Regions from separate parts of the Homo sapiens genome. Here regions 1, 2 and 3 are each linked to region 4. The links are chromatin contacts, found by Hi-C in ENCODE. All regions are on one chromosome and are shown on one strand. The core of a region is the stretch at or near the end of the contact, and the rest is flanking DNA. Distances in the headings are between cores, read along the strand shown. Region 1 holds the start of GMPPA (GDP-mannose pyrophosphorylase A). Region 2 holds the start of STK11IP (serine/threonine kinase 11 interacting protein). Region 3 holds the start of CHPF (chondroitin polymerizing factor). Region 4 holds the start of CTDSP1 (CTD small phosphatase 1).

What was found. A loop is a pair of places that touch in the nucleus more often than their neighbours do. Pooled maps may share reads with other maps.
Region 1: a map of naive thymus-derived CD4-positive, alpha-beta T cell shows a loop between it and region 4 (7-fold over the local background). The contact joins the promoter of GMPPA here to the promoter of CTDSP1 in region 4. A Hi-C loop is called at or near these places in 1 of 168 maps with a recorded cell type or tissue (naive thymus-derived CD4-positive, alpha-beta T cell), 2 of 37 single-sample maps with no recorded cell type and 13 of 50 pooled maps.
Region 2: a pooled map shows a loop between it and region 4 (8-fold over the local background). The contact joins the promoter of STK11IP here to the promoter of CTDSP1 in region 4. A Hi-C loop is called at or near these places in 1 of 168 maps with a recorded cell type or tissue (CD8-positive, alpha-beta T cell), 4 of 37 single-sample maps with no recorded cell type and 13 of 50 pooled maps.
Region 3: a map of naive thymus-derived CD4-positive, alpha-beta T cell shows a loop between it and region 4 (7-fold over the local background). The contact joins the promoter of CHPF here to the promoter of CTDSP1 in region 4. A Hi-C loop is called at or near these places in 2 of 168 maps with a recorded cell type or tissue (CD8-positive, alpha-beta T cell and naive thymus-derived CD4-positive, alpha-beta T cell), 4 of 37 single-sample maps with no recorded cell type and 13 of 50 pooled maps.

What each region holds. Positions count from the first base shown.
Region 1 is chr2:219,495,974-219,502,847 of GRCh38, forward strand. It overlaps GMPPA (GDP-mannose pyrophosphorylase A), which reads left to right and starts at 2,918. Exons shown (of 13, transcript NM_013335.4): 1 at 2,918-2,965; 2 at 3,983-4,042; 3 at 4,148-4,245; 4 at 5,503-5,606; 5 at 5,878-6,064; 6 at 6,409-6,468. The coding sequence starts at 4,003. It overlaps SPEGNB (SPEG neighbor), which reads left to right and starts at 158. Exons shown (of 5, transcript NM_001286811.2): 1 at 158-244; 2 at 382-509; 3 at 836-1,143; 4 at 1,747-1,888; 5 at 2,078-2,314. The coding sequence starts at 382. The coding sequence ends at 2,216. The region is part of intron 1 of ASIC4-AS1 (ASIC4 antisense RNA 1); the gene reads right to left. RefSeq lists enhancers at 1-339, 340-1,157, 1,158-1,975, 1,976-2,793, 2,798-2,987 and a silencer at 1,888-1,967.
Region 2 is chr2:219,593,023-219,600,430 of GRCh38, forward strand. It overlaps STK11IP (serine/threonine kinase 11 interacting protein), which reads left to right and starts at 4,835. Exons shown (of 25, transcript NM_052902.4): 1 at 4,835-4,901; 2 at 5,072-5,158. The coding sequence starts at 5,098. RefSeq lists enhancers at 4,787-5,006, 5,217-5,276.
Region 3 is chr2:219,539,339-219,546,063 of GRCh38, forward strand. CHPF (chondroitin polymerizing factor) reads right to left here and starts at 4,471. Exons shown (of 4, transcript NM_024536.6): 1 at 3,887-4,471; 2 at 2,278-2,851; 3 at 1,608-1,787; 4 at 1-1,304. The coding sequence starts at 4,200. The coding sequence ends at 45. It overlaps TMEM198 (transmembrane protein 198), which reads left to right and starts at 4,690. Exons shown (of 5, transcript NM_001005209.3): 1 at 4,690-5,039; 2 at 5,351-5,555. The coding sequence starts at 5,390. RefSeq lists silencers at 3,903-3,992, 4,003-4,712, 4,753-4,892.
Region 4 is chr2:218,397,040-218,403,680 of GRCh38, forward strand. It overlaps CTDSP1 (CTD small phosphatase 1), which reads left to right and starts at 2,829. Exons shown (of 7, transcript NM_021198.3): 1 at 2,829-3,118; 2 at 4,525-4,673; 3 at 5,072-5,176; 4 at 5,310-5,366; 5 at 5,996-6,088; 6 at 6,193-6,378. The coding sequence starts at 3,052. MIR26B (microRNA 26b) reads left to right here and starts at 5,607; the gene lies at 5,607-5,683. RefSeq lists silencers at 1,477-1,746, 2,437-2,806, 2,877-2,956, 3,117-3,276.

The DNA.
Region 1 (6,874 bases), core at 1,668-4,167, 1.1 Mb after region 4:
GCGGCTGAGCCAGCATCCCAGGCATCCACAGGCTAAATAAAGAGCCTGCCTGAGTCAGAGGGAGGCGGATGGGGCCCCGGGGGGCTTGGGGCAACCACGCCAAACAAGGCAAGGAGGGGAGCGATGTATAAAACCGGGCCCAGGGCTGAGCACCTGCCTGCACCCCTACTGTGCCATCCAGAAGGGCTCTGTGCTGCCTGCAATCCAGCCAGTCGACTCAAGTCCCTAGGTCAACCCCTCCACGGTGAGTCTGATCCTCAGAGAAGCCGCAGACACCCCCATTCCTCCATCTCCCTGAATGTTCTGACCAGGGAGGAAAAGGGCTGAAGGTGGGAGCCTCTGTCTCAACCTGGACCCCCATATTTGTCGCCCACTCCCCAGATGTCTAAAGCAGCTCCTGCCAAAAAGCCAGTGGCTGTGGCCCCAGCTCCTGGATGTACCCTGGACATCAATGACCCACAGGTCCAGAGTGCGGCCATTCGTATCCAGGCCTCTTACCGGGGCCACAGGTGAGAGGGAACCCCGGAGCCCTGTGGAGGAAGGGAGCTGCAGAGAGCGCACTCTTGAGTAGGGTTTGAGTAAGCGCTGAGCAGCGTCAGGAGCCTTTAGAATGAGTGGTCTCAGGGGAGGGTCGTTACTGAGGTATGGGGGAGTGGCCGGGAGGAATGCATCATCCTATCAGGGCAGCAGTTCAGGAGCAGTCCTCTTCCCTACCAAGCCACACGTTTAGGGGTCTGGCCGGTCCAGGGGGCAGGTAGGAGATGGTGCGCTCGCGGTAAGGGCTGTGGCCGGGCCTGTCTTAGGAACTCTGGGCCCTGACTCGGCCCGCGGGTAGGTCCCGGAAGGAGCTGCGCGAGAAGGGGCCGCCGCGGGTGCTGGAGCCGCTGAAGGACGTGGTGCTGATCGAAGGCAGCGCGGCCAAGCTCACTTGCCGCATTTCGGCTTTCCCGGACCCATTCATCCGCTGGAGTAAGGACGGCAAGGAGCTACGTGACGGTCCCAAGTACCGCTACGTCTTCGAGGACCCTGACGTGGTGGCACTGGTGGTGCGCGACGGCGAGCTGGCAGACCTGGGCCAGTACAGCATCAACGTCACCAACCCCTTCGGCCAGTGCTCCGACTCGGCGCGCATCCTCGTGGAAGGTACGCGCGCCCCGGGCGCAGCGCCAGGGCGCAGACCAGCACCACTCAGCCAGAGCCCGCAGCCCGGTCCAGCTGCGCGTGTTTACCTCTGGGCCTAGCTACAGGGTCCCCGCCAGCCCAGCTCTGGGCACGGCCTGGGGCGCATCGCCGCGCCAGCCAAGTGCGTCCTTCCCTACCTCGGGATCCAGCTCCACCCGGGCTGAGCAGTCAGCTGTGGACTTCCATCACGCGGCTCCGGGTCCCCAAGGTCACACAGCAAGCCAGAGGCAGAGCCAGGGTTGGACCCGGGTCTTCTGGCTCCCAACTCTGGCAATTTCCACTACCCGGAGCGGTCTCTGAGGCACCGCGAGATGTGTGAACATTCAGGGGCTTTCGCCCGCCTTATCTCTCTTGATCCTCTATTCGACCCCGAGAAGTAGGAGAGGCAGGGATAAGTCCCTTTAACAGCCAAGGAGATGAAACCAGAGAGGCTAATGATTTGCTCAACGTCACACTGCGAGTTTAAATGCATCTGTATTTAGTGCCGGGTATTAGCCGGTGAGGTGATGCCCTGCCTCATCTCCGGGTCCTTCACGGGGTTTCGCTCCCCTTTCCTTCCGCTAGTCCCGACGAAGATTCAAAAGGGACCCGACAACACTAAGGCGCGCAAAGGCACCACCGTGACGCTGACTGCGGAGATCCTGGGAGAGCCTGCGCCCGACGTAGGCTGGACCAAGGACGGGGAGGACATCGAGGAGGATGACAGGCGAGGGCCGGGACCTGCGGCACGGCCAGGGCCTGGGGCTGGAACCTGGGTGGGACTGAGCCCAGAAATCTGGCTGGAGTGACGGGGGCGGGGACTGGGCAGCGAGGAACAGAGCTGGCTAAGGAGCCCCGCCCAGTGCGCCCGTGTACTGACCACGGCTCCGCCCTCCTCCCCGCCGCCCTTCCGCAGGGTGTTCTTCGAGATCGGCAGCACCACCACGACGCTGACCATTCGCCGGGCCACGCCTCAGGACAGCGGCAAGTACGAGGTGTACGTGGAGAACAGCCTGGGCATGGACCAGAGCTTCGCTCGCGTCGACGTGGCCTGAACGGCACCCCCGGACCTTCCGCCCTGGCGCCGAGCCCGGGGGTGGTGGGACCCACAGCCCTCCACCAGCTTGCTTAATAAAGCTGCTCTCTGACCCTCCGCGTCTGTCCTGCTCTTCCGCGTCGCCATTCCCTCTCCCCCGCACCAGCGCCCACACGTATTCCAGACCCCCACGCCAAGGTCACAGCCTGTTGGAGTCACAGGGAGGTCTGGAGAGCGCCTAGCGCCGTGCTGCATTTCAGACAGTCAAACTGATAAGAGTTGCCCTCGCCGTCCAAGGCGCCCTCACTTCCCAGCGGTACCGCCGGCTGGGCCTGGGACTCCGCCTTCTCCGCTTTTGAGCGCCTCCAGCCCCAGCCCCTTGTGGCTGTTTGCCCCTGGCCCCGCCCCTTCCAGGGCTGGCCACACACCCCTGCTGTCCTTAGTCCCGTTTTCCTGTGGGACCCAGTTCCTCACTTCGGCTGCTGCCCCGAGGCCGATTCCCCAACAGCTCGGGTCCCAGTCTTAAGTTCCAGGCTGGGCTTCTCAGGCCCCACCCTTCTTCGCATTTAACCCCGCCCCGCGATCCCTTGGTCACACCCCTGGACTTCAGCACCTCTTTCCTCTCCCATAAAGTTAGAAAGCGGGTAAAGGGTCAGACTACAATTCCCGGCAGACCCTGCGAATGAGTTCTCGCGACTTGCGAGAAGACACGTGCGCGGAAGGAGCTTGCAGTAGCGGGCGGCAGAGCTGGAGTGAAGGGAGCTAGTGGTAAAGGGAGCTGGTGGAGGGGTGGCGGCAGGGGTAAGGGGCAGGGGACACCCTCTAGACGGAGAGCGGGCTCCGAGGTCCTGGCTGGCCCTCGGTGCGCCCGCCCCTGTGTTGGTCCCACAATCCCTGGCAATGAGAGGCCAGGGTTTATTGGACAGAGTCAGTTGTGGGGTTCAGAGGGTCAGCAATCAATCAATCCTCCGAATCCAGAGATTTAGACCCAGTCGTCCGTATTAGGACTGGAGGGGGGTCAATAGGTTCAGTGTTTGAGATGCCAAGGGAACCTGTCTTTTGATTTGGGGTTCAACATACAGAGGTTAGTTTTAGGATTCATGTTTAGCATATAGAGGATTTTTGCTGGGATTAGGGGTTCTTCAAATTCAGATCAGTGTTAGTTCAGTACTTGGGGATTACGTTCAGGATTTAAGTTAAATATCTGAGGCTCACTCAGGGTTTGCTGTCCAATATTCAGGGTTCACTATTGGGGTTCAGGGCTTAATATCTAGAATGAAGACGCAACACTTTGGGAATTTGAGGCTTCAGTATTTTGAGGTTTGGGTCTGAGAAGGGAGTCTCTGCCAGGTTTCTGAATTTGCAGAATTTGTTCATGGCCAGAGGGAAGTCTTTTAGAGATCAAATTGTGGGGTGTGAATTTCAGAATTTGGGAGGAATCACTGTGAGGTTTGAAGGCCGACTGGAATCTGGGTTGGGATTTGAGATGTGTGGGATTTGTGAGGTTCTGTCCAGGCAGGGACTATATTGAGCTTTGGGTTTACATCTTGGGGGAGGGCTAAGTGCTGCTATTTGGGGTTTGGGGTTTGGTTGGGGTGTGAGATCTGAGCTTGATTTCTCTGCTGGGATTTGAGATGTGTGGGATTTGTGAGGTGTTGGGTCCAGGCAGAGACTATATTGAGCTTTGGGTTTACATCTTGGGAGAGGGCTAAGTGTTGCTATTTGGGTTTTGGGGCTTGGTTGGGGTAGGAGATCTGAGCTTGATTTCTCTGTTGGAATTTGAAGTTTAGGTAGCAGTCACCATTATGCTCAAAGCGGTGATCCTGATTGGAGGCCCTCAAAAGGGTGAGGTGCCAGGGGAATGGGGGGAGGAGGTTGGGCTGGAGTGGTAGGCGGGATGGGGGCAGAGGAAGGCAGGAGGCCGAAATGTTCTCCTCTCTCCTCTCCCAGGAACTCGCTTCAGACCTTTGTCTTTTGAGGTGCCCAAACCATTGTTTCCTGTGGCAGGGGTCCCTATGATCCAACACCATATTGAAGCCTGTGCCCAGGTAACCTCAGGGGCTCCCCTCTCTCACCTCACTTCCTGCTTATCTTCATGCTGTTTCCCCCTTTCCCAACCATGAACTCTTCCCACCAGGCATAACTCCAAGGACCATCATTCACAGATGACAATGTGAATGGCGCCCCCTCAAGTTATGCTGTGCAGCTGCCCTGCTGTCTTCCCCTAATCTAGTTTCTCATCTGGCCTCTTCCTGCTCAGATTTCACTCCTATTTTTAAAGTGTGGAATGTGAGATCAGGCAAGGATCTTGGAGACAATGTAAAGCCGTAGCATGGAGACTCTTAATGATAACCAAGCACAAATTCATATCCTTGATCACATTGTTGCTCATTTCTTTATTGCTTTTCGTATTGAGCCAGGCAAGGTTTTGGTTTGAATTCAGTCTCTGCCTGCTGTGAGGTCTGCAACAAATAACACACCCTCTCTGACACTCAGTTTCCTTATGTGTAAAATGGGGGTGATTAGACCTACCTTGTTGGGTGGTGAAGCTTAGAAATGATATTTGTAAAATGCCTAGTACAACGCAGACCCTTGATAAATGGTACCCTTACCTCATGCTGATCTCAAGCTTAGGCTGACAGATAATAAAAATGGCCGGGGGGGAGGGGGCGGGGTGGAAATGGATTAATGCAGCTTGGTAGGCAAAGTCTTTCTTAGAGTGAGTCCCAGTTCAGGTTGGTGGGGGTAATAATTGATTGAAAGATCAGGCCTGGCATGGTAGCTCATGTCTGTAATCCCAACGCTTTTTGAGGCCGAGTCAGGAGGATCGCTTGAGGCCAGGAGTTCTAGCCTAGCTTTGGCAACATCAAGAGACCCCTTCTCTACAAAAAGTTTAAAAATTAGCTAGATGTGATGGCCTGGCTGTAGTCCTAGCTGCTCTAGAGGCTGAGGCAGGTGGTGACATGGCTGTAGTCTTCAATACTCAGGAGGCTGAGGTGGGAGGATCGCTTGAGCCCAGGACGTGGAGGCTGCAGTGAGCCAAAATCATGCCACTGCACTCCAGCCTGGGCAACAGAGCGAGACCCTTTTTCACAAAAATAAAACAAAACGAAAAAAGATCAGGCCTCCGACTTCCTCCAAATTCCTCATTGTCCAGAGGAGAAAATAGCCCAGAGTGGTGAGTGCCCTGGGGCCCCACAGCTGAGACTGAAACTGGTTTCTGGACTTTGGGCCAGCACCAAGGATTTCCCCAACATCCCCTCCTATTAGATATTCTTCATCCCAGCCTCTTCCCTTGTCCTCAGGTCCCTGGAATGCAGGAGATTCTGCTCATTGGCTTCTACCAACCTGATGAGCCCCTCACCCAGTTCCTAGAAGCCGCCCAGCAGGAGTTTAACCTTCCAGTCAGGTGTTTGTGCACACACTCGTATATGGGGGGGTGGGGATGCCCTAGGCCTCTGAGTTCTTGGAAGTGGGTTGAGTCAGCATTTGCTGGAGTTCATCCTCGCCTACTAGAAGGATTCTTGTTTGGACATCAATGAATCTCTGAGTATATAGAGTTTCTCTGTGGGCCTTGGGCAGGAGTAGTCCTGGGAGCAAGCGGTGGCGGTCAGGTGCCCTGGCTCATGGTATCTGTTTCCTAAGATCCACTGAGCTGGCTCTCGGGTCCCTGGGGACAGGTACCTGCAGGAATTTGCCCCCCTAGGCACAGGGGGTGGTCTTTACCATTTTCGAGACCAGATCCTGGCTGGGAGCCCCGAGGCATTCTTCGTGCTCAATGCTGATGTCTGCTCCGACTTCCCCTTGAGTGCTATGTTGGAAGCCCACCGACGCCAGCGTCACCCTTTCTTACTCCTTGGCACTACGGTGAGGGGGTCAGGAGGGCTGGAGGGTGTAGAGGAGGTGATCCCAAGAGCTTCCCGGAATTCAGGGTGTTGGGGAGGCAGGGGCGCCCCGGGAGTTGGTGTGGGAGCTGGCGTCAGGAGGGAGATGCGCTGCTCTGGCAGCATGGAGGTGTTAGTGGAGACCCCGAGCCCTCTGGCTGTTCAGAAGTAGGGAGGGGGAGGGCAGCTGTCAGTTTCCACCCTTGCTGAAGGCCTGTCAGTGGCAGAGCTGCATGCCAGGTGCTGTAGCGGAGGGAAAGAAAGAAAAAACAGACGTGGCTGCCCTGGAGCAGGCGGGTCACTGTCTCGGGTGTGTCTGTCTTTCAGGCTAACAGGACGCAATCCCTCAACTACGGCTGCATCGTTGAGAATCCACAGACACACGAGGTGAGAGCAGAGTGGGGGCTGGGTGGGTGCCTACTCTGTGTCATCATCCCCTCTACCTCAGGCCTCTAGAGAATGCTGGCACAGTATGGGGTGGGCTCTAGTCTTGTCAGACAGGTGAGACACTCCCGATTAATCATCTTATATCCCTTTAAGAGAGATTGACCAGGGGGAGGGGGGGAATGGTTAATTTCCCTGGGGGTGGTGCTGTAATAAATGTATGCACAGTGCATGATGGGAACACCAAGGGGGCCCCAACCCAGCCTTGCTGGGGTGGGAGTAGAGAGGGCTTCCTGGAGGAAGCAAGGTCTGAGCAGAGTCCCATTTGTCTAGATGACAAAGGAGACAGGAAGGTACTACAGGCAGAGGGAATGGCAGGTATAAAGGCCTGGAGGCAGGAAGTAACATA
Region 2 (7,408 bases), core at 3,585-6,084, 1.2 Mb after region 4:
TGGTAACTGAGTTAATTCCTGGGCCAGTCTTTTGTGGCCAAGTCTAGTAGCAGAGCCAAGGTTACTTATAGAAAGAACTACCTCCGGCCACTCATCCTGGGGCTGTGGCTACTAGGCATACGGATTCCTCTCTGGTACAAACTCTTTTTACCAAAACTATATTTGGAGGTAATCATACCTTTTCATTCTCTTCCATCCTTCCCCCTTTCCTACTACACAAAGATAGCAAGTTTTTTCACCTTGTTGCCCAGGCTGGAGTGCAGTGGTGTGATCACAACTCACTGCAACCTTGAACTCCTGGGCTCAAGCAATCCTCTCGCCTCAGCCTCCTGAATAGCTGGGACTACATACACCCACCACCATGCCCAGCTAAAGATAGCAAGATGATGAAACAAATAGATCATCCAATTTCACCCCCCTTCACCCCCAACCCAAGTGTAACATTTTCATTTTGGTGGAATCCGTAGGTCTCAGTTATCTGATCTTCTGTTGGGGGCTGCAGCATCAGAACAGGGAGGTCTAGACCCAGGACAATGGCTTGTATCCTAAAGGTGAAATATGACTTCTGTTCCCCTGTAGGCAAGGATCCTGGGTCTCGCATGGTTCAAGGTATCAGAAATAAGCAGGATCTGAGATCTATATTATGCGGCTGGCAGTCATTCTTCATTCTTGTATGAAGATACTCTCTTCTCCCTTCTTTTTTCCTTTTCTTTCTTTTTTTTTTGAGATGGAGTCTCAGTCTGTCTCCCAGGCTGGAGTGCAGTAGTGTGATCTCAGCTCACCGCAACCTCCGCCTCCTGGGTTCAAGCGATTCTCCTGCCTCAGCCTCCTGAATAGCTGGGACTACAGATGCACACTACCACGCCTGGCTAATTTTTGTAGAGACAGGATTTTGCCATGTTGGCCAGGCTGGTCTTGAGCTCCTGACCTCAAGTGATCCACCTGCCTTGGCCTCTCAAAGTGCTGGGATTAGAGTCATGAGCCATCACGCCCGGCCTTCTCCCTTCTTTTCATCCCCGAAACCTAAGCTAGTAACCAGCACACCTTTCCTTACCCTCTTTTATCATCAGCACTTTGCACAGCCTACTCCAGGAAACTCGGGGTGGTAGGGAAGCTACCAGCAGCAGCTCTCTCTCCACACAATAACATGGGCGTGGAGCCCCAGGCAGATGAGTAGTGCCTCCCTAGTACCAGAGTGCTAGGAATTCTTTGTCATGTGCAGCTGGTGTTGGTGCTTAGAAGAACCAACTGGACATTTCTGATTTTAGGTGGAGTACCAGTCCTGGAGACTAAAACTTAGAAGAGTGTTTGCAAGTTAACAGAGTGATATCATAGCATGTCTTCGAGAAACACAGACTCATTGATGATAGTATGAAATTATGTAATAGCAGCCCATACATGTTATGCTACTTTACAGCAACATGAATTTTTGAAATGGCATTGCATACTTTTTTTTTTTTTGAGATGGTGTCTTGCTCTGTCACCCAGGCTGGAGTGCAGTGGTGCGATCTCGGCTCACTGCAAGCTCCGCCTCCTGGGTTCACGCCATTCTCCTGTCTCAGCCTCCCGAGTAGCTGGGACTACAGGCACCCACCACCACGCCCGGCTAAATTTTTGTATTTTTAGTAGAGACGGGGTTTCACCGTGTTAGCCAGGATTGTCTTGATCTCCTTACCTCGTGATCTGCCCGCCTCGGCCTTCCAAAGTGCTGGGATTACAGGCGTGAGCCACCGTGCCAGGCTGCACACCATTTTAATAAAGAGAATTTTTTTTTTTTTTTTTTTTTTGAGAAGGAGTTTTGCTTTTGCTGCCCAGGCTGGAGTGCAATGGCGCCATCTCAGCTCACTGCAACCTCTGCCTCCCTGGTTCAAGTGATTCTCCTGCTTCAGCCTCCAGAGTAGCTGGGATTACAGGTGCCTGCGACCACGCCTGGCTAATTTTTGTACTTTTAGTAGAGACAGGGTTTCACCATGTTGGCCAGGCTGATCTCGAACTCCTAACCTCAAGTGATTCACTTGCCTTGGCCTCCCAAAGTGCTGGGATTTTGGGTGTGAGCCACTGTGCCTGGCTGGGTCATTTTTAATGTCCTAAAGTTCTCTTGTTCTCTTCACATAGATCTGGCATATTTCTCAAAATATTATAAGCATGTGTGTATTTGTATTTATATCTATAATTTATTGATTTTTTGGCTGCTATGATGAATGGGAATTTTTTTCCCTTTTAGATTTGCTAATCTAGACTTCATTTTGTAAAGGTTTTGTCTTAGTTGAAGTTCTTATGGTAGCAATTTACAGAAATACATTCAGATTAACTTAGGCCAAAAAAAAAAAAAAAAAAAAGCGGGGGAGAATTCTCTGGAAGGCAGCCAAGGCCTCCCCTACAGGCCAAGGGTAGAAAGGAGAGTGGGCCTCACAAGGGGGAGGGAAACAAGAACTACGGAGTCTCCTGTTGCTTTCCCTTAGTAGATCTATTTTTCTCTCCCTCTGTAGTTCAGCTTTCTTTGCTTCTCCCTTTGTCCACTTCCATGTTTCTGAGAAGCAAAGGGATATAGAGCAAACCTGGCTACAGGGGCTACCCATGTGGGTGGAGCAATTCTCAGAAAATAACTATGGGTTGAAAAGGCACGGCTGAAACAGATTTCAAGACACTGCAATGTCAGTGACTTGAAAAGAATCTGTTTCTTGCCTAAGAGGGGTAGAGTTGGCAGTTACTGTTTGGGAGAATCTGCCCTTCTAAGTTCCAGATGATTAATAAACAGGGACTGACAATCGTCAGGTTATGGGATTAATAATTCAACAAAATATACTGAGCTCTTACTCTGACTTTATATTTGCATACTAGTTAGCTGTTGTAGGGGCTGAAAAGTTGTGATGCCTTTCTTCCTCATCATAAGGGTCAGAGCTCGTATAACAAGATAGGTTAAGAGAAAAATCTAAAATAAACTAAGAAGTTTATTTAATCAAAGTTTTACATGACATGGGAGCCTTCAGAAATGGCTACCCAAAGAGCCAGGGAAAACTTGTTTTTAATGCTTAGATTCTATGAAAAATGGACAGCCTGCAGTAATGTGGTTGGGCAAAAAGTGTGCCACTTAATAGTAACAGACAGCAGGTGGAAACCCAACGAGGTCTTTCTGTGTAGCATTCCTTCCTCCCAGGTATGAGGCAGGATCTCTTCCAGAATGAGGGTCTTACGGCCTATCAGACAAGGTAGGCCAGAGAAGTTCTTTACGGCCAGCTTGTTTTTTGGACTGAGTTTCCCTCCTGTTGCCCAGGCTGGAGTGCAATGGCGTGATCTCGGCTCACAGCAACCTCTGTCTCCCGGGTTCAAGCGATTCTCCTGCCTCAGCCTCCCGAATAGCTGGGATTACAGGCATGCACTACCATGCCCGGCTAATTTTGTATTTTTAGAAGACACAGGGTTTCTCCATGTTGGTTGGGCTGGTCTCGAACTCCCGACCTCTGGTGATCTGCTGGCCTCGGCCTCCCAAAGTGCTGGGATTACAGGCGTGAGCCACCGCGCCAGGCCACGGCCAGCTCTTACATAGAAAGGTGGGGGGAAGTTTAGGTTTTATGGCTGGCTTTGGGGGAGAGGGCTTCTAGTTTCTGTGACTCATCTTGGGGAAGAGGAATTCTGGTTTCTATGGCTTGCCTTGGGGAAGAAAGAAGGCTGGGAGACAGGAGGGCAGGAAAAGGTCGGAGAGACTGTGCCTGAGGCCTTCCAGTCTCTTTTAGTTCAAAATAGTCAGCATACCAAAGCGCCGTATTTTGGGGTATTGTTTTTCTGAGCTCAACACTGCTGCTTCGGATGTATCTCCACTTACTTTATTTAACCTAAAAGGCTTTCAGCTCAGAGCACAAGTAGTATGCCATGAATGCGAAATTGTGTGGTTCAAATATTCAAAATATTTGAAATATTTGCCATTTCAAATATTTTGTCTTGAGAAAATAAAATCTTTCAAATCTGGCAACTTGGGATAAAGATGACTATGATCCTATCCCTCCTTTCAACTGGCTTAGGATTCATTTTGATTTTCCTCTGTAGAAATGGGGCGCTTCATGAAAGAAACTCTCTCTGAAAACCAGGAATTCTGTTAAAAGACCTTTTTGCTAATCTAGTTCAGTAGTTGACGTTAGCATTTGACGGGGAGCCTGGTGAAAGCTACCATGAGAATTCGGAAGCAAGAAACTGGCAGTCCTGGCGCTACTGGTTACTAATTGAACGACCTTCGCAAGTAACCTAGCCTCTGTGAACCTGTTCTCATTTTCAAACGCGGTTGAATAACTACTTTTCAACTAGGATGTTATGAAAGGTAATAGGGTAAAGACAAAGGACTAGGTTCGCGTGGAGCCCAGTACTGCTGAAGGAAAGATACACGAGTTTGGAGGGAGTCTAAGGAAAAGGAGGCAAAGGACCCCGGAGGTTATATCCTCGGTGGCCTCAGCTTTTACACGATCTAAGTCCATCCTACGGCGGATACGCTCTCCTTTCACTGGAAAATGACTGTTTGCGTTGAAAAAATTTTTATCTAACAAAGCTCCATTTCTCTAAACTTTGCTTCCCCGCCCAGTTTGCAAACGAGTCAGGGTTTCCTCACCGGCGCGGTAGGCTCGCCGAAAGCCAAGCGGGAGCCCCAGGCTGCGCAGGGCGGGGGAATAATGGGTGCCCAGCTCCGGGCCAGGAAGCCCAGGGAACCACTGCAGCCACCACCGCGGTCAGGAGACAGCCCCCGCACCGCCCCTTTTCGATTCGTTTGCATGATCTACGGCGCGGTTTCCGGCGGCAGAGACATGTTTTCCGGTCGTCCCTTGGCTCGATTTTCTTCCGGGGCGGGACTTCCTTTCCATCATTGATAGGCGCCGGGCAGCTGAGCTGGTAGGAGGACCAGACGGGGAGGTTCGGTATGTCTGACCAGGACTTATGTTCCTCGAAAGGGCGGCCAGGAGGATGCTCTTCCTCTCTTTTCTTTCTCGCCTTTTTCTCCGCATGACGCCTCGGTTTGCGCGGACGCCCTGGGCTTTTGGCACTACCGCCCACCTGAGGCTCTTCCGCTTCCTCTTTCCCCCCCCAGGCTCCGCCCCCCAGCGTCCCGTGGCCATGACGACCGCTCAGAGGGACTCCCTGTTGTGGAAGCTCGCGGGGTTGCTGCGGGAGTCCGGTGAGTGGACTTCCGGTTGGGCTGGGCCTCGGACCTCGGACGAGGTGGGGGTGGTGCTTTCTGGAGACACGCCCTGAGAGTCATGGAGTTACGACTGGTAGGGTCACCAGGTGTCAGAGTTCAATTTCTTTACTTTTCCCAGGTTTGTTCGCCCTTACAGTGTCCTTTGCCTGTGATAGCCTAAACTCTAGCCGTCCTTTGAGGCCAAAGGGCGGTATCCCTCCCTCCGTGCCTTCTCTGACACTGTCAGAAGGAAGTGATCATTACCTGACTAAAAGCCCCTCAGGACCAGGGACTGATCTCGGTCATAATCATTATTGTGTAGCAAGGTACTAAATACAGTAGATAGAAGCACGAGATTTGGAGTCGGACCCACTTGGGTTGGAATATCAACCCTCTTTCAAACTTGCCATACTGTTTCCTGAGGCTCAGTTTTCCTCACAGATTGGCATAGTGATTGTACTTAACATTTGTGGGGATTCGTTTTAATTCATGTATTTAGTACAATGCCTGCAAGTATAGTAACTGCTTACAGTTGGGAGCTATTGTTATTGTAATGATTTCCCTGATGCTTGGCACTGTGCCTGGGCATAATGGAGCCACAGTAGTTGTTGAATACTTGGTTGGCATTAGTTGTGGTAGAAAAAGCCTTGGCTTTGAGATCAGATAGGAGAAGTAACTTCCTACCAATTATATGATCTCCATCAAGATTTTTCACTTTTTTGAACCTCAATTTTCATATCTGTAAGATGGGGTTAATAGTGCTTCTCTTTGAGAGATTCTGAGAAGGTTTGAATGAGATACCAAAGTCATCTGGTACATACTACAGTTAATGTTAGCTGTCCTCCATCACTCCATGCTCCTATTGACGATATCTGTGGAAGCTCTCTTTATAGCAGTTTTCTTTTCTTTCTTTTCTTTTTTTTGAGACAGAGTCTTGCTGTGTCACCCAGGCTGGAGTGCAGTGGCGCAATCTCAGCTCACTGCAACCTCCACCTCCTGGGACGAAGTGATTCTCCTGCCTCAGCCTCCTGAGTAGCTGGGACTACAGGTGTGCACCACCATGACCGGCTAATTTTTGTATTTTTAGTAGAGACGGGGTTTCACCATGTTGGCCAGGTTGGTCTTGAACTCCTGACCTCAAGTGATTAACCTGCCTTGGCCTCCCAAAGTGCTAGGATTAAAGTCGTGAGCCACAGCACCTGGCCAGTAGCAGTTTCATTTCCTGGCTTGTATTGATAACTTTGCAAATGTCTTATATCCTTCTCTGGGAGGAGACAACTAGGAGGCCCTTTGAACGTGGGAAGAGTCCTTGAACCATGTCTGTATCTATCCTCAGTGTCTAGTACATACAGAATCCTTCATGTCAGGTTGTAGGACTTGTTAATTTATTCAGTGATGAATGGTGGGTGTGTGAATGTGTGACTACAAGGAGGTAGCAGGAGAAGAGCTTTGTGGCAGCAGAATAGTTTTGTATCTTGATTGCGTGGCTGCAGGAATTTATATAAACAGCATATAGCTATATATACATATTGTACCAACATCAGTGTCCTGAATTTTTTTTTTTTTTTGAGATGGAGTCTCGCTCTGTCACCCAGGCTGGAGTGCAGTGGTATGATCTCGGCTCACTGCAACCCCTGCCTCCCTCCCAGGTTGAAGTGATTCTTCTGCCTCAGCCTCCCGAGTAGCTGGGACTACAGGCATGCACCACCATGCCCTACTAATTTTTGTATTTTTAGTAGAGACGGGGTTTCACCATATTGGCCAGGCTGGTCTTTAACTCCGGACCTCGTGATCCACCCGCCTTGGCCTCCCAAAGTGCTGGGATTACAGGCGTGAGCCACCACGCCTGCCCTTTGTGTTTTTTTTTTTGTTTTTGTTTTTTTTTTTTTTTTTTTTTGAGATGGAGTCTACCTCTGTCACCCAGGCTGGAGTGCAATGGCTCAATTTCGGCTCACTGCAACCTCTGCCTCCTGGCTTCCAGCTGTTCTCTGGCCTCAGCCCCTCGAGTAGCTGGGATTACAGGCGCATGTCGCAATGCCCAGCTGAGAATATTTGTATTTTTAGTAGAGACGAGGTTAGAGTCGTAGAATAATTTTTTGTGTTTTTAGTGGAGACGGGGTTTCACCATGTTGGCCAGGTTGGTCCTGAACTCCTGACCTCAAGTGCCTTGCTCCCAAAGTGCTGGGATTACAGGCCTGAGCCACGGCAACCAGCTCAGTGTCCTGACTTTGATATTGTACTATAGCT
Region 3 (6,725 bases), core at 3,221-5,720, 1.1 Mb after region 4:
GGGTGGGGTGTGGCCATGCCACGGCCCACGGGGACAGGGTGGGGTCAGGTGCTGTTGCCCTGCTCCTGTTCAAAGAGTAGCATGGCCAGCTGGGTTCGGGAGCCGAGGCCCTCAAGCACGCTCTGGAGGCAGCGGTGGTACAGGTCCTCACTGAGCCTCGCGCTGCACGTCTGGGCCCGGTAGCGCTGCAGCAGCGCCGGCTCCACCGCCCGCAGCACATGCAGACTGGAGAAGTGGAGGAACAGCTCGTACACATCCAGGCTCTCCAGCAGCTCCTCTTCTTGTTCTGAGGCTGCCGCCAGGCGCCCACGGGCTGCCACATAGTCGGAGTTGTAGAAGCAGGCCTCGCTGGCTGCCTGGCGATCAAAGCGGCCAGTGTCACGGCCCAGCTCTGGGGGCCCAGGCCCTTGTGGTGGGGCCACAGCTGGGTGGAAGGCTTGGAAATGCATGGGAAAGAAGGCCTGCCAGCCGGAGATGGCATGCATGCGGCAGCGGTTCAGGAAGTCAGGCGTGAGCACCGTGTCTGGCCCGGCCAGCAGGAACAGTGTGTCCAGCGGGTGCTTCTTGGAGAGTAGATCCATGAGGCGCAGTGGTGAGGGTGCGGCTGTCTGCACACTGAGCCATGGCACCCGGGCACCGGGGAAACGCCGCTCCAGCTCTGCCACGTGGGCCTTGACAGGTGCGAAGACATCTGCATGGGCCACGCGCTGGGCCTGGCGCGGCTCATACAGTAGCAGCAGGGTCAGGGCTGCCGCAGCATCACCAGGCTCCAGTGCTGCAGTGGCAAAGGCCTCCAAGAAGCCAGGGGCCAGGTCACGCTCAGCCGCAGCTAGAGGCAGCAGCACAGTGAGACGTGAGGCCTCAGTGACATAGGGCACAGGCAAGATCTCCACGCGGCTCAGCGGCCGGAGCAGCTGCACTCGGCGAGTGAGGGGCCGGCGGCCTCCCTGGGGGGTCAGTGCCTCCAGCTGCAAGTCCAGCGTGTATTCCATACCCCGGGCCGGATCAAAGCGTCGGTAGCCATTCACCAGCTGCTGCTTCTGGAGCCGCAAGGCCGGGTGGTAGCGGCGGTTCAGCTCCTCTAGAGCTGTCCCCAGAACATCGGCCACATCAGCCCGGTCAGCCCCACGCAGTGGGCAGCGGGGTGAGCCATCGGCGCAGGAGAAAGCGTGCTGCTCCGTGAAGTAGTCCCAGCGCAGCACCTCAAAGCGGGAGGCCGGGCGGGATGGTGCTGGAATACCCACGGGCCAAGCAGCTGCCTGGTCCCCATCAACGGCCAGATGGCTGGTATTCTGGATCTCCCACTGGATCAGAGAAACAGGCCATCAGCAAGGGACAGATTACAGGGAGCAGCACACAGCTGGGGGACTGGGTAGGCAGTAGGTGCCACTCAGGATGGGCCCCTCATCCCCTGCCAACCTCTGCCCATACCTATCATTTCCCCAGCATAGACAGCCAAGAGGCTCATCAGAGAATGTAGAAACAGGCAGGGGCTGGGAAGTAGTTTTGTTCTGTGATTCTAGTGCTAACTTGTCATTTCTCTGGGCTCTCTGTGACTTCTCAGATCCTGTCCCCGTCACTCTGCCACCCCCAGACCTAGACCATACCTGTAACTCCTGGATCTCCTGGTACGTGCGTTCCAGTTCAGCTCGGGCGAAAGCTTTGTGCAGCTGGTACATGTGCACAGGGTCACGCACAGGGTGGGCTGTCAGGGCACTTCGGAAATGAGGGTCCCCCTCCTGCACTGGCTCCCCAGGGCTCAGCTCCAGATGGCTATAGTGCACCCCCTGGGGAGAGGAAGGGAAGGGATCTGTGATGAGCTGGCATTGTCTTCCGTTGTCTCATAGTAAGTGTCTCATCTCCTCAGCCTATGACCTGTTGTGGACTTGCAGTCTGAGGGTTTAAGTCTACCTTGACCAGTTGTGAGTCTGTGTGACCTTCAGCATGCCTCCGCTAGCTCATCTGCGAAATGGGCATGCGTCCTGTCTCAGAGCTGTCCAAGGGCTAAAATAATAACTAACATCAAATGCCTATTATGTACAAGGCTCCCTGATTTTTTCTAATCCTTGTAACAACCCCGAGCAATAATTATTTCCATTGGCACAAAGGAAGATACTGAAGCCCAGGATATTTAGTAATTTACTGGGGGTCACAGAGATAGAAAATAAATGTCCGAATTGGCATGGAAAAGCAGACCTGTATCTCCAACATCCCTTTGCCTCTCAGAGGGATTTGAACATGACAAGGAGGTATCAGTGGGATAGCTTATCATCCCACCTCGTGGTCACCAGTGCAGCCCACCCCGGTGGCATCGAGAATGCAGCGACCCAGCCACTCGTCAGGGCGCGCACTGACGATGTCGTTGCGGCAGCCTTCCAGGTGGGGGCGCAGTTGTTGCAGCAGCATGCGCGACAGCAGCACCCCAAAGCCTCCGTGGCAGTAGCGGCCGGGGGTGGGCTCTCCGCCGATGAAGTCCTGGGGCCGGCCCAGGTACAGGTGGGCGGCGGAGGCCAGGCTGAGGTGGCCAGTTAGGCGTGCCAGGCCGTGCGCCTCGGTGTAGGTGGTGTCAGGCACCAGGAAGAACCAGTCAAAGTCGTCGCCGTGCTGCTCCAGCAGGTGGCGCAGCGCCAGGTGCAGGTGTCCAATGGGTCGCTCCTCGCCTAGCGTCACCACTGCCATGCCAGGTGGGGCCCGGCGGCCCCGTGCGCCCGTCAGGAACACCACACGCTCCAGCCGGTGCCCCAGCGTGCGGTTCACGGCCACGCCCAGCGTGGGCAGCGTGGTCTGAGAGGTCAGCACCGCCACCAGCAGCCTCTGCCTGATGCCCAGCTCCGTGCTGATGTAGCGGGTCCTAGGGGAGGAGATGGCACAAGCTTATCAAAAGGACAACGGGGCGGGGGGTGGGGGGGAGGTGGTCAGCACAGACCCTGGCAGGTCACGTCTTCTCTGTATCTGTTCTCTCACCTATGAATAGGTTAAAAATAAACCCTCTCTCCCAGGGGTCATGAGGATTTAAACGAAATGGTCTTAAACAGGTAGTGCTTTGCATTTGGGAGATGGCAATACCCACCCAGATAGGAGAGAGATATTGTGGGTCTGACTCCGGGGTTCGCTACTTAGTAGTTATGTCCTTGAGCATGTTATTTAACCTGAGCCATCTGTAAAATGGGACTGATTATATCTGTTTAAAGCACCCAGCCAAACGCTGGACACACCATGTATCTACTCATTTCTATATAAATATGCCATTATGCCACAAATGCCTCACATAAATGACATAAAGGAACGTTTGGCATAGGGGTGTACTGAGTGTTTTTGCGGGGAGGGGCAAACTGCACTCAGGGGCTCTAGGAACTTACCTTTTGGTAAGGCAGAAGGTAAATTGCAGAACCAGCATTTGAACCCAATGTTACTTAGAAGTTATTTCAACTCATCAGCAGAGACATTAATGAGATAGGTACATTCCTCCCTCCCCCATCTCACCCTGAGGTGGCCCTTGTAACCCACTCAGGAACAAGAGATCCAGGTAAATCCTAGTTCTCTCCTTTCTCTTCCCCTGTCTCTATACACTCACCCTATATATAAGTCATTTCTCTAACACCAGCAGCCCAGCCAGGGAGCTAGTAGGATCTCTGGGGCGCCATCGGGTCGAGCCGGTTTAGGACACAGTCCAGTAAGTTCAGCCCAGGCCGGGATAGGGCCCAGAGAAAGTCTCGGACTGGCCCCACGGCTCTCGGGAAGGCAGGGCCATCGGAAGTTATCGGGGCCCAAAGACTTCCTGGCTCGCCAGCCCCTTCCTTCCGGAGCCTGACCCGGGCCCGGGCGACCTCCCCGCGCGCTTCCCGGCCGCTGCCCAGGGGGTAGAGCGGGCGCAGCCGATCACTACCTGACGGCCTTTTTGGCGGCCTGGCCGGGCTGTGCAGGGTGGTAGGGCAAGACGCGCGGCTCCCAATTCTCCCCGGCGCCTTCGCCGGCCCCGGGCTTCTCGCGCTCCGCTCCGGGCTGCACCGAGTTGGGCCGGCGCGCCGCGTTGGTGTTGCCGCGCGGCGGCAGCTCAGAGTCTCCAGGTTGGGGCGGGCCTGGGCCGCACGGCTCCTCCACCCAGGTGACGCTGAGCAGGCTCAGGGTGAAGCCCAGGGAGATGCCCACGGCCACGGGCCCTGCGGGCCGCAGCACCGACAGCAGCAGCGATGCCCGCATGGCGCCCGGACCGCGGGTCCCCGGCCCCGGCGAACCCCCAGAGCAGCCAGAGGAGTCTCCGAGGGGGCGGGACCGGGGAGGGGGCGGATCCGGAGGGCTCGGGCCCCGCGGGCGGGCCCGCTCCCTCCCCGCAGAGCAGAGCCAGCGGCCCGAGCCGAATCCCCGGAGCCGCGCCTCGATTCCCCTCCAGCAGCTGCTCTGGGCTGCGCAGGGTTCTTGCGCTCGGCACTGGAGCCTCAGCCGCGGCCGCAGCTGTCCGACGTGTCACTGCAAGGGCCCCGCCCCCGGGGTGGGGTCTCGGGCTCTCGCTACCGGAGAGGGAGGAGAAGGGGGAGGTTAAAGGGGAAGGACCCCCGGAAGTGCCCCCTCCTCAGTGCGGGAGAGGGAGACGCCGGGGGCGGAGTCCCCTGCCTCCCGCGGCGTGGTTGGTGCGTCCCATGTGACGTCAGAAGCAGCCCGCCCCTGCCTGGATGGTGCGCCCTGAGTGACGTCAGGAGCAGAGGCCGGAGCTGTCCATCAGCACCAAAGGCCGCGGGCGGGCTCAGGGCATGGGGCCGCGGTTCTGGGGCGGCCCGAGCCCCGGCTCCTGCGCCTTCCCCTTCCTCAGGCCCAGCCCGAGTTCCCGGACGCCGCGGGACTGGAGTGCCAGCCGGTGTTGGACGTGGAGCGGCGCCGCCACCGCGCCGACACCATTCTCTCCGGCCCAGCAGCCCCCTTCCTCGCACGACGGACTTTCCCTGGACCCCAGTCAGTTGGAGCCTCTGGCGCCCCGCAACCCCGGCCCCTCGGGCCTCTGCACAGCCTCTTTCACTCAGAAGCTCAGGTCGCCTCCAGCCCAGGTAAATCTTGGACAATCCCATATTGAGCCGCCCACAGATGAATCTCTTGGCTGCCTCCTTCTCACTGGCAGCACGCTCCCTTCATCCCCCCGACTCCCGTCCCTCTTTTAACTTCATCCCAGCCTCCACTAGCCAGGCACTTTTGTTTCCCTTTGTCTTTGCTCCCCACTCCAGAGATGCTTCCGGAGCTGCACAAATGTGGATACTATTCCTTTGTCCACTGTCCTTGCTGAGTTCTCCCAATCCCTCTCCCACCCCCATCCTGGTGGGGACCCAGGACTCCTCCGTGACCCCAACTTTCCCTCTGTCAGGTTAACTTGGGAGGGTGACTCCCTTCTATTCCCAGCACTATGCCGGGGACTGTGGCAACACTGCGGTTCCAGCTGCTGCCCCCTGAGCCAGATGATGCCTTCTGGGGTGCACCTTGTGAACAGCCCCTGGAGCGCAGGTACCAGGCACTGCCGGCCCTCGTCTGCATCATGTGCTGTTTGTTTGGAGTCGTCTACTGCTTCTTCGGTGAGATCCCCATCTCATCCCTCACCTGGGCTCCCCAGTGTTTCCCCGAGTTCTTTTTCTGGGCCCCCAAGTCTTCTCTGAATCCCTCTACCATCATGAATAATTCTTCCTTTTCTTTCATCCCACACATTTATAGATTGTCTAGACTCTAGATTATAGGAAAAACAGGTTTTTGGATTAGGCACACCTGAGTGTGAATTTACTTAGCTTTGCAGTTACTAATTGTGATGTCTTGGGCACATTAATCTGTCTGAGCCTCAGTTTTCTCATCTGAACAATGATCACAATATTTGTCTCATGTAGTGTTGTAAGAATTAGTAAGCATTCAATAAATTGTAGCTATTGTGAGGATGTGTTTGGCTAACTGTGCTAGGTAGCCACTGAAAACACTTAGCAGGGTTATTACACATGGTCCCTTACCACAGGGCATATTGTCTGACAGGGAGGAGACTCCCTGGAGCATTTACACCTGGGATACATATTAGAGTGGGCTGGATGGTGGTCACACACATCCATCCAGCCTACAAGGCAGGCTCCGGTAATCAGAGCTGCTGTGAATACTTGTACAGGACGGGTACTAAATAAGGGAGCTCAGCTGAGTGGGCAAGTGGGGGCTAAAGTCCAGCTCATGCTCTGACAAACTCTGGGCCTTGGCACAAAGCTGCTTTGCCTAGAGAAAGGCACACCTTTTTCTAATATGCATAAAGGTGCCAGATGGGCTAGTGGCCCAGTATAATGGGAGTAAGTGACCAGTGGCTTTGCAGCAAGAGTTACAGAACTTCAGAGAGGAGAGTGAGCTCTATGGGCTGGGGGCCCAAAGAAAGCCTCCAGGAGAATTGTAGGTGAGTGGGACCAGTGGGGGCAAATGAGTCTTGGGGGCTGGGGTTCCAGGTTGAGCAGAGGTAGTGCAAGACTTGTGTTCTGCAGCCTCCCCCTGCAATGGGTGGGTAGACAGGGTTGGGAGCCAGATGGTCCCTCCCATTCCTCCCCCAAACTCTGGGCTGAACAACTGAAGAGTAGGCAGGAGGAAGTGCCCCCCGCAAGGGTTCAGGACACGTTCTGGGCCTCCAAGGATTCTGTATCACCTCACCCCCTCCATATCTGTACCCACTCCCTCTGCATGTTGCTCAATGCAGCCTCATATTCCCTCTCCTGGGCTTCCTGACATCC
Region 4 (6,641 bases), core at 1,579-4,078:
ACAGCCCAGGAGGAATGAGAGTGCCAGGAGCATGGGGGCACGTGTGTGCACATCTGCCAAGACCTGAAGCTTTCTGGGGACGTCTTAGATCTTGTGGGGCAGGACGGGGGACGGCAGAGTAATGGGCAGGTTGGTCAAGAAGACACGGAGACCCGGCTAAAGGGCTACCCAGGACCTGGGCAAAGGGCTAGTGATGAGGTCGCGCCAAGGTCAGTCATTTGGACACTGGAAGGCGTCTACTTAGAGCTGCCCCCATTCCCCCCATAGTAGCTCTGGTTCTTCCAGCCTGGCCTCAAATCGACCCTCCAGGAAGAGGGGTGCAGAGTTGCTCTTCTGGAAGCTCCCTTTAGGCCTCCCAGGGAGGGCGTGGTCGCACTTGGCACTCCCCAAGAGCCTGCTGAATGCACCCCGACTTTGTGCACGGCTCCCCGCCTCCCCCTGGGTTGGGCTTTTACCAGCCCTGTTTGGCAGATGGGGAAACTGAGGGACTGTGTTGGAAGAGACGCTTCCAAATCCACAGGTGCCAGACAGCACCTTGCTGAATCCCGTTCCTGCCCCTCCCCGTTTCTGACTTGTGGCCCCCATGATTTTATTTTTCCTGGGGTGCGAATGATAAAACAGACAAAAAATAGAGTGCATAAAGCGACCTCCACCTGTAGAGACAGAGGGCAGCTGGGTGTAGACAACCCCTACAGTGAGGACACTCGAAGGACCCCCCTCCCCCCACGCAATCCTGGCCTCTCGCTCACTCCGTAACTAACTACCCGCCCCAGGCGTGGGGAGATAAGTCCAGGGCTCCAGGCAGAAGGCGCGGCTACCTCTGCCGCTTTGGGAGCCTGGGAGGAGGAGTTAGGTCTCCCTGGGAAAAGAACTGCACGGGCAACGGCTTGAAGTGGCGATAAGATGGGGTGGAGGAGGTGGGGGATTCCTGAGGAATCCTGTGAGCTCAGGATGGCGCGTCTGGGAATGGTGGGTGTGGGGACAGCCGGCCAGGTACCAGCCCCCTTCACAGAGGGAGAGGAAAGCGCGCCACCCAACCCAGGCCAAGGGCGAGGCCACGACTCCACTCAGTCCCTCGCCACACGCTTCCTTTTGGGGTCATGAGGGCCCCGCATCCGGAGATAAAGCCGAGGCCCCACCCAGGGGGCCGGACCGCAGGGGAGACAGATGTCCCGCTCCCAGGCTGGAATCCCGCCTTTGCCCTTGCCGGTAGACCCGAAGCACGTCGCTTCCTTTCTTGAAACTCAGTTTCCTCATCTGTGAAATGGGTTAAGAAGGAGGCCGTTCTAAGGGGTAAATGAGATTAGGGGGCGCAGCCAGAGCAGGCCTAGGAAAACGCCAGCAGCGTGTGGCGATCACGGTGATGAAGCGCAATGGTGGCCGCCCCGTGGGCTACCCAGGAGCAGGAGGAGGGCCGAGGGATCCAGCCCGGGGACCGGGGTATCAGTCCCCGACAGTCCCCTCCCGCCCCTACTCCCAGCCTCAGCGCACGAAGCCGCCGCGCCTTCTGGCAGACGCCGCTCCCCTCCCTTCCCCTCCCGGCCCCCGCGCGGGGCCTCCCCTCCCCGGCTCCCCCTCGGCAGGGCCTGGCGGACGTGCGCCGCGTCGCACCCGGCGGCCGGACGGGACAGGACGCGCCCGCCCCGCCCCGCCACGGAGGCCCGCGGGAGAGGGGGAGGGGAGGAAGTGCCGAGGGGTGTTTGTCGGGCTTGGCATTATTAATTTTTAAATGGTGAACTTACAAAATAGTAACGACGAGTGAAAAGAACTTCATAAACGAGGAAAAAGACCAACCCGCAGACCCACGGCGCGCACCACGGAGGGGCTTGCAGCGAGAAGACAGGGACCTCCGTTCCCAAGTGCCCAGCACTGCGCCACAGGCCGGGTGGAACGGGCCTTGAGGGCCTCTGGTTTGAGGTCCCCCACGGTCGGGCTTTGGGCCCACCGCGTGCGGCGCCGTGCTGGGCTCCTAGGATCGGCAGCGAGTCCAGTGACTCCCACCGCACCCCCAGTAATCACAGGGCGGCCGTCGACCGCGGGCAGGGGAGGGGGTCTGGGAAGGCCCCTGGAGAAGGTGGCATTTCCTCGAGGTCGGTGGAATTTGGCTACGCGAAAGGAACAGCGCGTACGAAAACTTCAGGCGGGAACGCGCGGTGGCCCGTGCGCGGCGGGTAGACGTGCGGGGCCCCGGGTGGGGCCGTGGGGAGAGGTCGGCAGGGGGCTTTCCCAGGGCAGAGAGTTAGAATTTCACGTCCTACAGACCGGGGGCACCTCGCCCTGGGGCTGCGGGGGGCGGCGACCGTCCCATTCAAGAGCGTGATTCTGAGGTTTGCACAGCTGTTTCGGGCCAGCAGAGCCTTCGCTGGCTCTTGACGTCCTTGCGAGGTGATCTCTGCGACCACCAGACAGGAGAGAAGACCCATTTTACAGATGAGGTAGTGCTATCTCCAAGTCCTCAACGAGGAAACCGAGAAGCCTCTAGTCCCGGGTCTTCAGAAAACGCAGAGGTGGAGCCGCGCCGCACTCGGGCACTCCCCGGCGTGGGCGCTCCCGGCGGGCGGGCCTTGGCCGAGGGCGCTCGGCGGCCTGGAACGGTGAGCCGGGTGCCGGGCCTGCCACGCAGCCGCAGAGACTCAGCCCCGCCGGCGGGCGGCAGGAAGGGAGGCGACGCCCCCTGGAGCGCGGCAGGAACCCGGCCCGGCCCGCCTCCCAGTCCGCCTAGCCGCGCCGGTCCCAGAAGTGGCGAAAGCCGCAGCCGAGTCCAGGTCACGCCGAAGCCGTTGCCCTTTTAAGGGGGAGCCTTGAAACGGCGCCTGGGTTCCATGTTTGCATCCGCCTCGCGGGAAGGAAACTCCATGTTGTAACAAAGTTTCCTCCGCGCCCCCTCCCTCCCCCTCCCCCCTAGAACCTGGCTCCCCTCCCCTCCGGAGCTCGCGGGGATCCCTCCCTCCCACCCCTCCCCTCCCCCCCGCGCCCCGATTCCGGCCCCAGCCGGGGGGGAGGCCGGGCGCCCGGGCCAGAGTCCGGCCGGAGCGGAGCGCGCCCGGCCCCATGGACAGCTCGGCCGTCATTACTCAGATCAGCAAGGAGGAGGCTCGGGGCCCGCTGCGGGGCAAAGGTACCGGGGCTGCGGGGAGGGGGCCGAAGCCGGGGCGCCGTGGGAGGAGAGAAGGGGCCGGGATCTTCCCCAGGGGAGCCGCCGCCGCCGCCCCGGGCGGCCGCCTTAGCTGTGCCCGAAGCTCCCAGCCCGAGAGGGAGCAGGGAGAGAGTTTGAACTCAGAGGAGGCTCAGAGACGCGGGGCGGGGCCTGGCGCCTTTGGGGCGCTCCTGTTCGCTCGAGGTGAGGAAACTGAGGCAGGAATAGAGAGGGAACTCTTCGGGGGTTTCCTGGCAGGCATTGCGTGGTGCATGGGCGCCCCCCCACCATTGGCGCCAATGGGGCTGGGAGATGGGGGAGCTGAGGAGGGCGCCTATGGGCCACCCGCTGAGACTCCGCCCCACCCCCCACCCCCACCCCCCCGGGCTGCGGTCCGGTAGGGTCTTGGGAGGGGGCGCCGAGGTGACAGCAGGCTGGGGAGGCTTGGAGGGATCTCCCGCCAACACACAGCTACGTTCCCCACAAACTTCGCGTCACGCGTGGAGGCGCCGACCCCCTCGGAGGCACAGAGAGGACGGCCGGCACTTCCAAGAGTCGCTTGGCGCCCGCGGGGAGAGTCGTGCGCCTAGTGGGCACGCACCACCCCGCAAAGCCTCGCCGCCCCGACGAGGCTGCGTCCCCCAGCGTGGCTGGGCCGGGGTGGGGGGGTCTGTCTTCTCCTTTTCCCCGTGTGGACCTCAGGATCTGGACGCTGCCCCCAGGTCTGCCCACCCTCGCCTGGGTCTGGCTGCCCCGGAACTGAGGGCAAGGTGGAAAGGCTAGTTGCAGGGGGCCGGAGGGGGGTGGGGTGGGAGGGGTATCTGTCAATCAGGCTGCTGGGCTCCAGGTCGGAGGTCTGGGCGGGGCAGGGCAAACAGATGGCCACTGGACACTGGCCCCAGGCCGCGGGACTGCACCCCTGCCTCTGGGCCCAGCCGCAGTGAGGACTTCGTACCCACGGGGGTGGAGAGGATGGAGGGAGGGCAGGGGTGGACTGCCCTGGGTCCCAGGCCCTGGCTGTCCTGAGCAGGGGTGCTCAGGTAAGGTGGGGTCAGGAGGCACCGCAATGGGGCTGATCAGCAGCAGTCATGGAGGCTGTGAGAGGCAGGGAGAGAGCACCCCAGGACCTCCTTCTCCAGGCCACGCACTCCCTATGTGGGCGCCTTAATACCTGCTAGACCTATTTGTCTGGGAGCTGCAGGAGCCTTGCAGTTGATTGTGGAGCCCTGACAGGGGCGTTTCAGAGAAAGTCAGGAGCTGCCTTCGTGTGTCTGGATGAAGGGGCCACGGCAAGATCCTCCTGGCTCAGGGGTTCACACCTGGGCACACATGCAGGATTCTGCAGGCCAGTGTGCACCGAGCCTCCAACTTGTGCCTCCCTACTTCAGGTGACCAGAAGTCAGCAGCTTCCCAGAAGCCCCGAAGCCGGGGCATCCTCCACTCACTCTTCTGCTGTGTCTGCCGGGATGATGGGGAGGCCCTGCCTGCTCACAGCGGGGCGCCCCTGCTTGTGGAGGAGAATGGCGCCATCCCTAAGGTGCGTGGGGGCCAGGTGGGGCCACGGGGGCACCTGGACTCAGTCTTCAGGGCTTTAGGGGAAGGGGCTCCTGACTGAGCTTTTCAGGATGGACTTGCAGACCTGAAAGGTGCAGAGTAGGAGGGTGGCAGCCTCCCCTGCCAGGCCCTGCCCACTGTGGGGAAACTGAATTCTCCCTCATAAGTGGAAGCTTTTTCCTACCTTGGTTTTTAGAGAGGTCTCAAAGAGCCAAGAGGCCTACCCAAGCCCTAGAGCTGGCAGGGGCAAAGCTGGGAAGGGGGAAGTATCTGTTCCTGGGGCCTGGGGTTCCTCTGGAGACGGCTAGGGGGAGAAGCCTGCGTGGGAGGAAGGACCAGGCCCGGAGAGAGGCACCCCAGCCAGCCCCGCCCTCCCTACAGCAGACCCCAGTCCAATACCTGCTCCCTGAGGCCAAGGCCCAGGACTCAGACAAGATCTGCGTGGTCATCGACCTGGACGAGACCCTGGTGCACAGCTCCTTCAAGGTGGGCCCTGCTCAACAGCCCTCAGCCCGGGTCTCGGGGGGCATCCCCCACCCTGGCCTGGGAGGGAGGTGTGTGCTGGACCCCATGCCCTGGGGCTCCTCCTCCAACTCCAGCAGCTCTTTTCCCCCCACAGCCAGTGAACAACGCGGACTTCATCATCCCTGTGGAGATTGATGGGGTGGTCCACCAGGTGAGGGCCAGGAAGAGGCAGTGGTGGGCTTGGCATCTGCCTCCAGACCCTAGGCTCTTCCCACCAATCCGGAGCGCCTCGGATGGGAATTGGATACATGTGGAATGTCAGAGGCCCAGAGAGGGTGTGAGACTTGTCCCAAAGTCACACAGAACCTCAAGGGCTTGTGCTGACTCCAAGCCTGCAGAGTGGGCTCCTCCTCTAGGCTCCCCCGTGCTGTGCTCCCTCGCCCCACCCTGCCCGGGACCCAGTTCAAGTAATTCAGGATAGGTTGTGTGCTGTCCAGCCTGTTCTCCATTACTTGGCTCGGGGACCGGTGCCCTGCAGCCTTGGGGTGAGGGGGCTGCCCCTGGATTCCTGCACTAGGCTGAGGTTGAGGCAGGGGAAGGGATTGGGAATTAGGGACCTCGTGAGGTAGGACTGGCCAGTGGAGTGGAAGTTTTGATCGTTTTCTGGCGGGGGGTGGGTACAGTTTCCCCAGCAGTGGTCAGGGTAGCTGGCCAAGCGGAGCCTGCGGGCCCAGTCTCCTTCCTGTGCGCCTCTGCCTCCCTGGCCCATGCCCTGCCAGCCCTCGGCCACCCCCACACTGCCCCACTGGCCCGCAGCCCCCTCACTGGCCCGCCCCCCAGGTCTACGTGTTGAAGCGTCCTCACGTGGATGAGTTCCTGCAGCGAATGGGCGAGCTCTTTGAATGTGTGCTGTTCACTGCTAGCCTCGCCAAGGTGAGCCCCACAGGGGTCCCGGGGCAACCCTGCCCTCCTACCTACCTCCCGCATGCAGCCCAATGAACCTGCGGGCCCCAGGATGACCCACCTCCTGCTCCCAGTACGCAGACCCAGTAGCTGACCTGCTGGACAAATGGGGGGCCTTCCGGGCCCGGCTGTTTCGAGAGTCCTGCGTCTTCCACCGGGGGAACTACGTGAAGGACCTGAGCCGGTTGGGTCGAGACCTGCGGCGGGTGCTCATCCTGGACAATTCACCTGCCTCCTATGTCTTCCATCCAGACAATGCTGTGAGTGCGGGCTGGACTGGGACTGGGACAGGAGCTGAGACCCAGGAAGGGGTCAGTCCATTCAGGCCACCTTGGCCTCTTGGATCCCCAGTTGGGGGGTGGGTGCCCTCCCAGTCCTTCCTGCATTCATTGCCTGTGCCTGCCGCCCACTCCCCTCATCCACCTGCCCTGTAGCCATATGGTCTTTTCCCCTCGCACAAAGCAGAGCATCTGCCATGCACAGGGGCCCCCACAGGGCAACGGAGTTTGGAAAGTTTCAATTT